Regions from separate parts of the Homo sapiens genome. Here region 1 is linked to region 2. A link is a contact called in ENCODE Hi-C or POLR2A ChIA-PET data. All regions are on one chromosome and are shown on one strand. Each heading gives the region's core, a stretch centred on a gene start or an enhancer-like site at or near the end of the contact. The rest is flanking DNA. Distances are from core to core; before and after follow the strand shown.

The links. A loop is a pair of places that touch in the nucleus more often than their neighbours do. ChIA-PET counts read pairs that join two places held with the same protein, here RNA polymerase II (POLR2A). Pooled maps may share reads with other maps.
Region 1: a loop to region 2 is called in a map of naive thymus-derived CD4-positive, alpha-beta T cell, with 3 times the contacts of the local background. The contact joins the promoter of PXMP2 here to the enhancer-like site in region 2. A Hi-C loop is called at or near these places in 1 of 168 maps with a recorded cell type or tissue (naive thymus-derived CD4-positive, alpha-beta T cell), 1 of 37 single-sample maps with no recorded cell type and 11 of 50 pooled maps. POLR2A ChIA-PET finds 5 or more read pairs at or near these places in 1 of 52 experiments (activated B cell).

Annotation. Positions count from the first base shown.
Region 1 is chr12:132,685,704-132,690,266 of GRCh38, forward strand. PXMP2 (peroxisomal membrane protein 2) reads left to right here and starts at 1,884. Exons shown (of 5, transcript NM_018663.3): 1 at 1,884-2,089; 2 at 4,560-4,563. The coding sequence starts at 1,968. It overlaps POLE (DNA polymerase epsilon, catalytic subunit), which reads right to left and starts at 1,639. Exons shown (of 49, transcript NM_006231.4): 1 at 1,551-1,639. The coding sequence starts at 1,612. RefSeq lists a silencer at 1,090-2,399.
Region 2 is chr12:132,076,395-132,080,847 of GRCh38, forward strand. It overlaps EP400 (E1A binding protein p400), which reads left to right. Exons shown (of 53, transcript NM_015409.5): 52 at 122-199; 53 at 1,007-4,066. The coding sequence ends at 1,279. Among named protein-coding and RNA genes, the nearest start is that of SNORA49, 47 kb to the left of the region's middle. Within about 2 kb of position 3,015, at least 5 of the 41 ENCODE cell types and tissues checked have a DNase peak (open chromatin) inside an H3K27ac peak, as active enhancers do.

The DNA.
Region 1 (4,563 bases), core at 634-3,133, 610 kb after region 2:
CAACACACCATGTAGACCCTAAGGGTACCTGCCTCTCTAGGGCTTGCCTGATATGGACAGACAGCGATGAGCACAACAGCAGTTAGGGATCCTTACCACTTGGTTTCTCCTCTGGGAAGAATTTTGTTCAGCTAAGTGTCTGTAAAAAGCTTCACGTTCTCACACGTTTTTTCTATTTTTTTTTTTTTGAGACAGAGTTTCATTCTTTGTTGCCCAGCCTGGAGTGCAATGGCGCGATCTCGGTTCACCGCAACCTCCGCCTGCCGCGTTCAAGTGATTCTCCTGCCTCAGCCTCCTGCGTAGCTGGGATTACAGGCATGCGCCACCACGCCCCGCTAATTTTGTATTTTTTTAGTGGAGACGGGATTTCTCCATGTTGGTCAGGCTGGTCTCGAACTCCTGACCTCAGGTGATCCTCCTGCCTCGGCCTCCCAAAGTGCTGGGATTACAGGTGTGAGCCACCGCGCCGGGCCTCATCCGTTTTCTGCTTATGGCAGGCCAGTCCTCCGGTCATGTTTACCGTTTGCTCTGGCCACCAAGCAGCCGCGTCTTATCCTTGCTCTATTTTTTTTGAGACTGGGTCTGGCTCCGTCGCCCAGGCTGGAGTGCGGTGGCGCGATCCCGGCTCACAGCAGCCTTGACCTGCCGGGCTCAGGTGAACCTCCGGCTCGGATTCGGGAGTATTAATAGCTGGGACCTCGGGCGCGCACCACCAGCCTGTCTAATTTTTCTTGTTTTTACAAGAGAAGGGCCGGGCGCGGAGTCTCACGTCTGTAATCCCAGCACTTTGGAAGGCCGAGGCGGGCGGATCACCTGAGGTCAGGAGTTCGAGACCAGCCTGGCCAACATGGTGAAACCCGGTCTCTACTAAAAATACAAAAACTAGCCGGGCCTGGTGGCGGGCGCCTGTAATTCCAGCTACTCGGGAGGCTGAGGCAGCGGGATCGCTTGAACCCGGGAAGCAGAGGTTGCAGTGAGCCGAGATCGCGCCACTGCACTCCAGCCTGGGCGACAGAGCGGGACTCCCTGCCCAAAAAAATAAAACAGAGGAGACGAGGTCTCTCTCTGTAGCCCAGGCTGATCTAGAACAGGATCCTGGGCTCCAGCGATCCGCCCGCCTCGGCCTCCCCCAGCGCTAGGCCCCCAGGCAGGGTCCCCGGCCCCGCCCCTCCCCGCACCCTCCCCAGCCGCGCGTCCACCCCGCAGGGCCTGGCCCGGGTCCCGCCGCTCTCATCGCCCCCGCCGCGCGGCAGGTCCCAAACGCAGCTGCGCGGAAGGCGAGGCCCGAAAAACCTCAGAAAGAGCCGAGCAGGGAAAGGCCGCGCGGCCCGCCTCGTTTCCCCGCAAAGAAGCCGCGCCCGTAGCGCCTCCGCCCGCCCCGAGCCCCTCCGTCGGCGGTCGGGGCGCGCCGCCCTACCCCAGTCAGGCGCGGCGAGTGCGGGCGGCTGCGGGAACCGGGCCTCCCTCCCGCCTCGGCGGCGCCAGCCGAGGACGGCCCCATGGCACCCTCCGGAGGGCCGGCCCGAGAGCCTCAGGAGGGCGCCCCTCACCTGCTGGCCTCGCCATCCGCGCCTGGGTCCGCGCGCCGCCGCCCGCCGCTCCTCAGAGACATGGAGCCGTTGGCTACCACCTCTGCTTCAGGGGAGAAATTTGGCGCGCTCCCACCCAGACTCGCGAGAGCCGGAAATGCCGCCGTCCATCAAGAGGCGCGCTCCGCCCCTCCCCCGCCCCCCGAGGCGCTCCAATTGGCGCCGGCGCCCGGCGGGGGAGGTGGCCGGCAGGGACCGGGGAAAAGTGTGTGGTAGGCGCGCGCGGCGCACCGTGGGGTTGGGACCGGGCGGCGCTGCGGGCCGCGGTGGGGCCGGAAATGTCAGGCGGTCCCCACTCCGCTCTCGGCGCCTCGGGCTCCGCGCCCGGCCAGCCTGAGGTGGGGTCGGTGCCCCCGGCGGCACGGCGCTGGGGAGGCGATGGCGCCGGCCGCGTCCAGGCTGCGGGCCGAAGCCGGGCTCGGGGCGCTGCCGCGGCGGGCGCTCGCCCAGTACCTGCTCTTCCTGCGGCTCTACCCGGTGCTCACCAAGGCGGCCACCAGGTGAGCGGGGGCGCGGGAATCGGACGCCGCCCCGGCCCCAGGTCGGCCGCAGCGGCGCGGGGCCTGGACGGGAGCGCCGGGCCGGGACCAGGCTGGGGGCGCGCCCGGGTCAGAACCCCCGGAGCGGGCGCCCTCCGACCCGGCGCTGAACTTCCCGCGGCGACACCCGCGTCCGCAGTCAGCGATTGTGAGGCGCCTTGCGGATCCCGCCCTCCCAGCGCGTGGAGGGCCCGCCCAGACCCGGGGGTCGGCGCTGAGGTTCCACCCAAGGACCCAACAGGGGCCCCGCGCGCCCGGGGAAGCCACGGCAAGGGGAGCGGGTCCGCAGGCGCGGGTGAAGACAGGGCGAGGGGAGCGGGTCTGCGGGGCGCGGGTGAAGACAGGGCGAGGGGAGCGGGTCTGCGGGGCGCGGGTGAAGACAGGGCGAGGGGAGCGGGTCTTGGGGGCGCGGGTGAAGACAGGGCGAGGGGAGCGGGTCTGCGGGGCGCGGGTGAAGACAGGGCCAGGGGAGCGGGTCTGCGGGGCACGGGTGAAGACAGGGCCAGGGGAGCGGGTCCTCATGGAGCGTGTGGAGACAGGGCCAAGGGAGCGAGTCTGCGGGGCGCGGGTGAAGACAGCGCCAGGGGAGCGGGTCTTGGGGGCGCGGGTAAAGACAGGGCCAGGGGAGCGGGTCCTCATGGCGCGGGTGGAGACAGGGCCAAGGGAGCGGGTCTGCGGGGCGCGGGTGAAGACAGGGCCAAGGGAGCGGGTCTGCGGGGCGCGGGTGAAGACAGGGCGAGGGGAGCGGGTCTGCGGGGCACGGGTAAAGACAGGGCCAAGGGAGCGGGTCTGCGTGGTGCGGGTGAAGACAGGGCCAGGGGAGCGGGTCTGCGGGGCACGGGTGAAGACAGGGCGAGGGGAGCGGGTCTTGGGGGCGCGGGTGAAGACAGGGCCAGGGGAGCGGGTCTGCGGGGCACGGGTGAAGACAGGGCGAGGGGAGCGGGTCTTGGGGGCGCGGGTGAAGACAGGGCCAGGGGAGCGGGTCTGCGGGGCACGGGTGAAGACAGGGCGAGGGGAGCGGGTCTTGGGGGCGCGGGTGAAGACAGGGCCAGGGGAGCGGGTCTGCGGGGCACGGGTGAAGACAGGGCCAGGGGAGCGGGTCCTCATGGAGCGTGTGGAGACAGGGCCAAGGGAGCGAGTCTGCGGGGCGCGGGTGAAGACAGCGCCAGGGGAGCGGGTCTTGGGGGCGCGGGTAAAGACAGGGCCAGGGGAGCGGGTCCTCATGGCGCGGGTGGAGACAGGGCCAAGGGAGCGGGTCTGCGGGGCGCGGGTGAAGACAGGGCCAAGGGAGCGGGTCTGCGGGGCGCGGGTGAAGACAGGGCGAGGGGAGCGGGTCTGCGGGGCACGGGTAAAGACAGGGCCAAGGGAGCGGGTCTGCGTGGTGCGGGTGAAGACAGGGCCAGGGGAGCGGGTCCACATGGAGCGTGTGGAGACAGGGCCAAGGGAGCGAGTCTGCGGGGCGCGGGTCCGCACGGCGCGGGTGGAGACACGGCCAGGGAAGGTGTTTTGAGAAGGTGACATTGAACAGGCTGTGTAAAGAAGTGGAGCAGAGGCTCTCCTGGCACAGGGAACAGCAGGGCAAAGGTCTCTGTTAGGTTTTGAAGGGAAGGCCGGCGTTAAAGAAAGGCGGAGAGAGGTGCAGCTTGGACTCAGTCCCGAGGGAGGGAAGATCTGTGTGTGGAGAAAGTGAACCCTGAGCAAGAGGCAGGAGATGTGAAGGGAATCGCCAGGGATCTGATCGAGAAGGTGTCTAGGTCCGTGCTAGGAATTTTGGATTTTATAGTCCAGAGAGCTTCTCAGAAGGCAAATACAAACCAAGGCCTGGAGGGAGCCACTGGGCCTGTTCCACCTTTTTATGGAAATTTTTATTGTGATAATTGTAGATTCACAAACAGTTACAAGACTAACATGGAGAGATTCCTTGCACACCTTCCCAGTGTCCCCCATTGGTTACATTCTGTGAAACGTAGTGCAGTATCGACCAGGGCATTGCGTGGACACAGTCCACAGATCCTATTCGGATTTCTCCATTTTTCTTGTAGCTGTATCTGTTCTGTACAGTTTTATCACATCTGTACATTCTTGTGTTCACTACCACAGTCAAAATGCAGAACAGCGTCATGATAGGGCTGTCCTGTTGCCCGTTCATAACCACACAGCTTCCCAACTCCCAAACTGCCAAATTATAGTATAACATCACAGCCAGGATGTTGACATAGATACTGGAAAGCCACTTGTCCTTACCTGTGTGTTTAAGTCCACCGTCTCCACCTTTTGATACAAGAACTATACATTGCAGCCGCTTTAACAAGAATTCCTACCCCCCGCCCATCTGCTGCATGGCCTCAGAACGGCCCTGCTAATTCACCTATGGGAAAGGGACACCCTCCTGCTGGTCACTGCTGTTTTCTGATGACCTCCCTCTCCACAGTGGC
Region 2 (4,453 bases), core at 1,765-4,264:
CTTCTGTGTCACCTGGTCATTGTGTTTTTTGCATTAACTGAGGACAGAAAGGGAGGAAAAATCTCTTTTTGTGCACATACTCCTTTGAATTGTATGTTTGGCTTTTTTTGTTTTGTCAAAGGTTGCAAAACTTCCTCAAGTTGTTCAACAGCAAACACCCGTGGCCAGCATCCAGCAAGTTGCCTCTGCTTCCCAGCAGGTAGGACGCATAGACAAAGTGGAAACCTCACATTTCCCAGGTCAGAGAATGGGTTGTTTTCATCTGAGGTCATGATTAGGGAATCACTTTTGATTTTTGTGATACACACAAAAACATTAACTTCAGGGGAAAAACTAGATACACTTAATAATGAGAAGAGTGAACAAGCGTTTAGAGGTTGTGTCAGCCATACTGAGGGAGCCTCACCTTGGGCTCATTCCCAGGACCCTTCATTCACTGATCATCGCGGGTGTGTCCTGCAAGTCGCAGACACTGCCCTGTGGTTTTAGGGAGGCACAGGCCTCAGGCAAGCAGGCTCCGCTCGGGGCCCGCCCTTGAGCAGAGGCGCTGTGGGCACAGTGGCCTTGCCTCCCACAGAAGCCCTTCAGGCGCTTTCACTGTTGTCACTGATGCTCCACAATATGACTCTTTAGCACAGTGCTTTAAATGTAAAGCGGTGCTTTAAACTTTCTAAATTTTGTTTAAAGTCACACTGGCATATAGATTTCAAGAAACCAAACTCTATTAAAAGCTTTACTACAACAACAAAATCAGTCCCTGACCCAGCTCTCACCCTTTTCCCAAGAGGCATCTGGTGTTAGTCTAAAAGCAACCATCTTTTAATTTTCCACTTGTGTTTAATTGGAAACCAGAGGTCATACTGTTGTGTGACTGGTCATTCTTCCGTGTCATAAAAGCATAGTCAGTGAAGTTTCTCGAGTCCTCCCCATCCCAAAGAACGTCCATTTTCCTGTCCCTGGACTGAGTTTCCTGGGCAATGTGTGTTTTCTGACTCTCTCGGCTCAGGCTTCTCCACAGACTGTGGCGCTCACGCAGGCGACGGCGGCCGGGCAGCAGGTGCAGATGATCCCTGCAGTGACCGCGACTGCCCAGGTGGTTCAGCAGAAACTCATTCAGCAGCAGGTGGTGACCACGGCGTCGGCCCCGCTCCAGACTCCAGGCGCTCCCAACCCAGCCCAGGTGCCCGCCAGCTCCGACAGCCCAAGCCAGCAGCCCAAGTTACAGATGAGGGTCCCTGCTGTCAGGCTAAAGACACCTACTAAGCCTCCGTGCCAGTAGTCAGGGCAGCAGGGCTGCCTCTCATCTAAAGCAAAACTACCTTCCTCACAGAAAACGCTTTATTAGTGAACCTTGGGACCATGTCACGCAAGAGATTCAGCACTGGGAAAGATATAATTGAAACAAAATAGTGTAATCATTTTATTAAAATGCATCCCACACTGCAGGACAAATGGTCCTTATGGAGTGCCGCGTTCTCTGTACTACGTGGCTCATGGAAAAAGTGACAACATGGCTTCCTCTAAATCATTTCACCTTTCAGTCCCCACCCGCACCCGTCCCCTAGAGCCATAGTACTGTGTTCTGAAAGCCATTTAGAATTTCTTTGTGAGCATGTAGTGCTTTGCACGCCACAGAAGCCGTCTGCCGTGTGTGAGGAGCATACAATGGACTTTCTAAAGATAAGGCGTGGGCTTCCACAGTGTCTGCCAGAGTTTAGTTCTTTATACCTTACTGAAAAATGCCTCGTGGTCTTCGCAGAGGGGAAGGCCTGTCTAAAGTCAATCATCCGAGATGGGTTTTCCATTCCAAAGAAAGGCAATATGGTTCCTTCCTTCCCTCCTAAAATATGACTTAACTTTTAAGAGAAATGTTCTGACACCCACCTAAACACACAAGGCACGTTCCTGGCCTGTGTTCAAGGGAAATGATCAGTCATTGCATTGTTATTCCAAAGAGCAGCCAACAGTGGCCTCCCCCAGGCCCTACCCTGCAATGGGATTCGCTTTCATTTAATGGAAACTTCTGGGACTGATGCCCAACTCAGTGCACTCAAGACGCATCTCCAGTTTTCGGGGGAAGCTGGTATTTGACATAGTGTGTTAAACAGCTCCTGAGAACCTTTGGGACACTCTGCCATGGCTGGCGTGAGGCCCAGAGGACCACGCAGAGGCAATGGTAGTACAGATGTCACAGCTGAGGGTACGATGAGGCCTGGGCTCAGTGAGCCAGGACGAATGTGACAGACACCCCTTGCTGCCACAGTCAGCCCTTTGACGAAGGTGGGCTGGTGATTCTGGAAGTATTGGCTATAGCGGTGGGCCCAGTCAACTCTTCCTTGTGGACTTACGACAGCAGATTTTCTCTAGGATAAGCTTGTGTGGTTCTGCCAGTGAAGCAGAGAACCACCTGTGCTGTTGTGGAAGGCGTGCCGTTGAGGGGGAAAACGAAGCCCAGTATTTGCTACTGTTTTTCCTTTTTTTACTATGACAGGAAAATAAATGCAATTTTAGTGGAATTGATTGACAGTGTCTCCTTACTTTGAAGTTTTCACCAAAGCAAAAAGGTCCATATCCAATAGTATCCTTTGTGCTGTGGCTTGATTTTGGCCTATTTTACATTATTTGGTCCAGGAAATTAGGTTATATTAGGTTTTTTGTATACTAAAAATCAGTTATGGCACAATAAAGATTTTCTGTTTTTAAATTGTATTTCATCTGCTTCCTCCCCATTCTCTCACTTTAAGTGACATTGAGGAAGGTATTCTGTCCCACAGGTTTCTGTGGACAGCGATACAGCAGGAGTCAGTGAAATCAACTGGGGAGCTCACTTGAGCTCTTGATAAGAAATGTGGAGAAAAGTAAAAACCAAGCTTTGAAGAAACAGAAGAAATTAATCTTTTAGTTAGTTGAACATACCAAAGCAGAGGACTGGAATCTGTTTGTTCTAACCAACCCGTTCTCCCTGGCTTGGCACGTGCCGTGAGAGCGCAGCTTGCCGGAGGGAGGGCCGCTGTGTGCGCCTCACATCTGGCTCCCAGTGGAAACTTTTACTCCTCCTCATCCGCAGATGTGATAGAACTGAAGTATCTAGGAATTCTGCCTTTGTCATTTGTTTTAATTTGTGTGCCCTGTTCATTTTTTTTGTCTTTCCCAAATCTTGGTAGTCTCCTTATAGTTGAAGATAAAATGTTGAGTGCACTTATTTTAGAATATCCTAGACATAACTGTCTAAGTAAAAGCGCTCTATTAATCTAAAACACTACAAGAGAATTTAACACCATCTCTCAAATGCTTTTTTGGAGAGCTTAATGGGATTCTGAATATTTGCAATGTGGAGTTTCCGCCCCGATCTCACGTCAGTGAGGGTCTCCTGTCTCTCAAGTGTGTTTCCTTTGGCTGTTCCCTAATACAAAACACGGACATATTTTTACTCGTAGCACTCAATTTAGTAACTTCTAGATGCTACCGTTGACCTGAGTTAAATTCATTTAGTCGTGTACGTAAAAACTCTCCTTTTAGTGTGTTATTTTCTTGGCCTTCCCTTTTAAAGGTTAAAGTTTCTAACCTAAGAATTAAGTACGCGTTCAGGAAGCTGTTGTCTAGGCCTTCCCCTTGTGAATCTGGGTTCATTCCAATACGGCAAGTAAGAGTTGGAAACTTTGAGAACACAGACTATAAAGGCAGCAGCCCGAACACTGTCAGACTCTAATTGGCGACCCTGGGAAACAGTTGCCCTGCTATTCTTTAAAGAAAGACGTTTATTCTGATGATAAAAACAGTTAGCCAGACTGTTTTTAAAGCACCTGGCGGGAAGCAGAAGGTTGGATCCAAGCCCTTGTTCAGATTTGGTGCCTGATAAGACAGGGGTTTCTCTTTTTGTGACCTTTATTATTATTATTTTGTTAACTGTTGTAACCAGTTAGCTGTTGTGTTTTAAGATAGAAAGGAACAAGACTAAAATTGTAAATACTTTGTAAACATCAGCATTTGTACTTGAATAGTAGGATTTTAAAGGGCATTGATAGCATACCAAACAAAAGGCAAAATAAAGTGACCTTTTTATATATTTTTTCATTTTGTCTTTCATAGAAAACTGGTATTTAAGTTAAATGAGATGCTGAATTTTTCATTTGTGTGAAGAAAAAACCAACAAGTAATGTTGGAGCCAGAGGTGTTCCCCTCACCCACTCTTCCGTGGCCATAGAAGGACCTGGAAGGAACAGAAATCACATTCACCAAGTCCACCAGGCAGCCGCTTCCCAAAGCCGCACGTGGAGGAAAGAGCTGGCACCGCCCTGCCCCATGTGGCCTGCCACCCTCACAGCACCCGTCGTCAATGTCCTGGGGGCCACACTGGCACCAGTGTCCTTCCACACCCAGTCTGTGTGCCCAACTGGCACCAGTGTCCTTCCACACCCAGTCTGTGTGCCCAACTGGCACCAGTGTCCTTCCA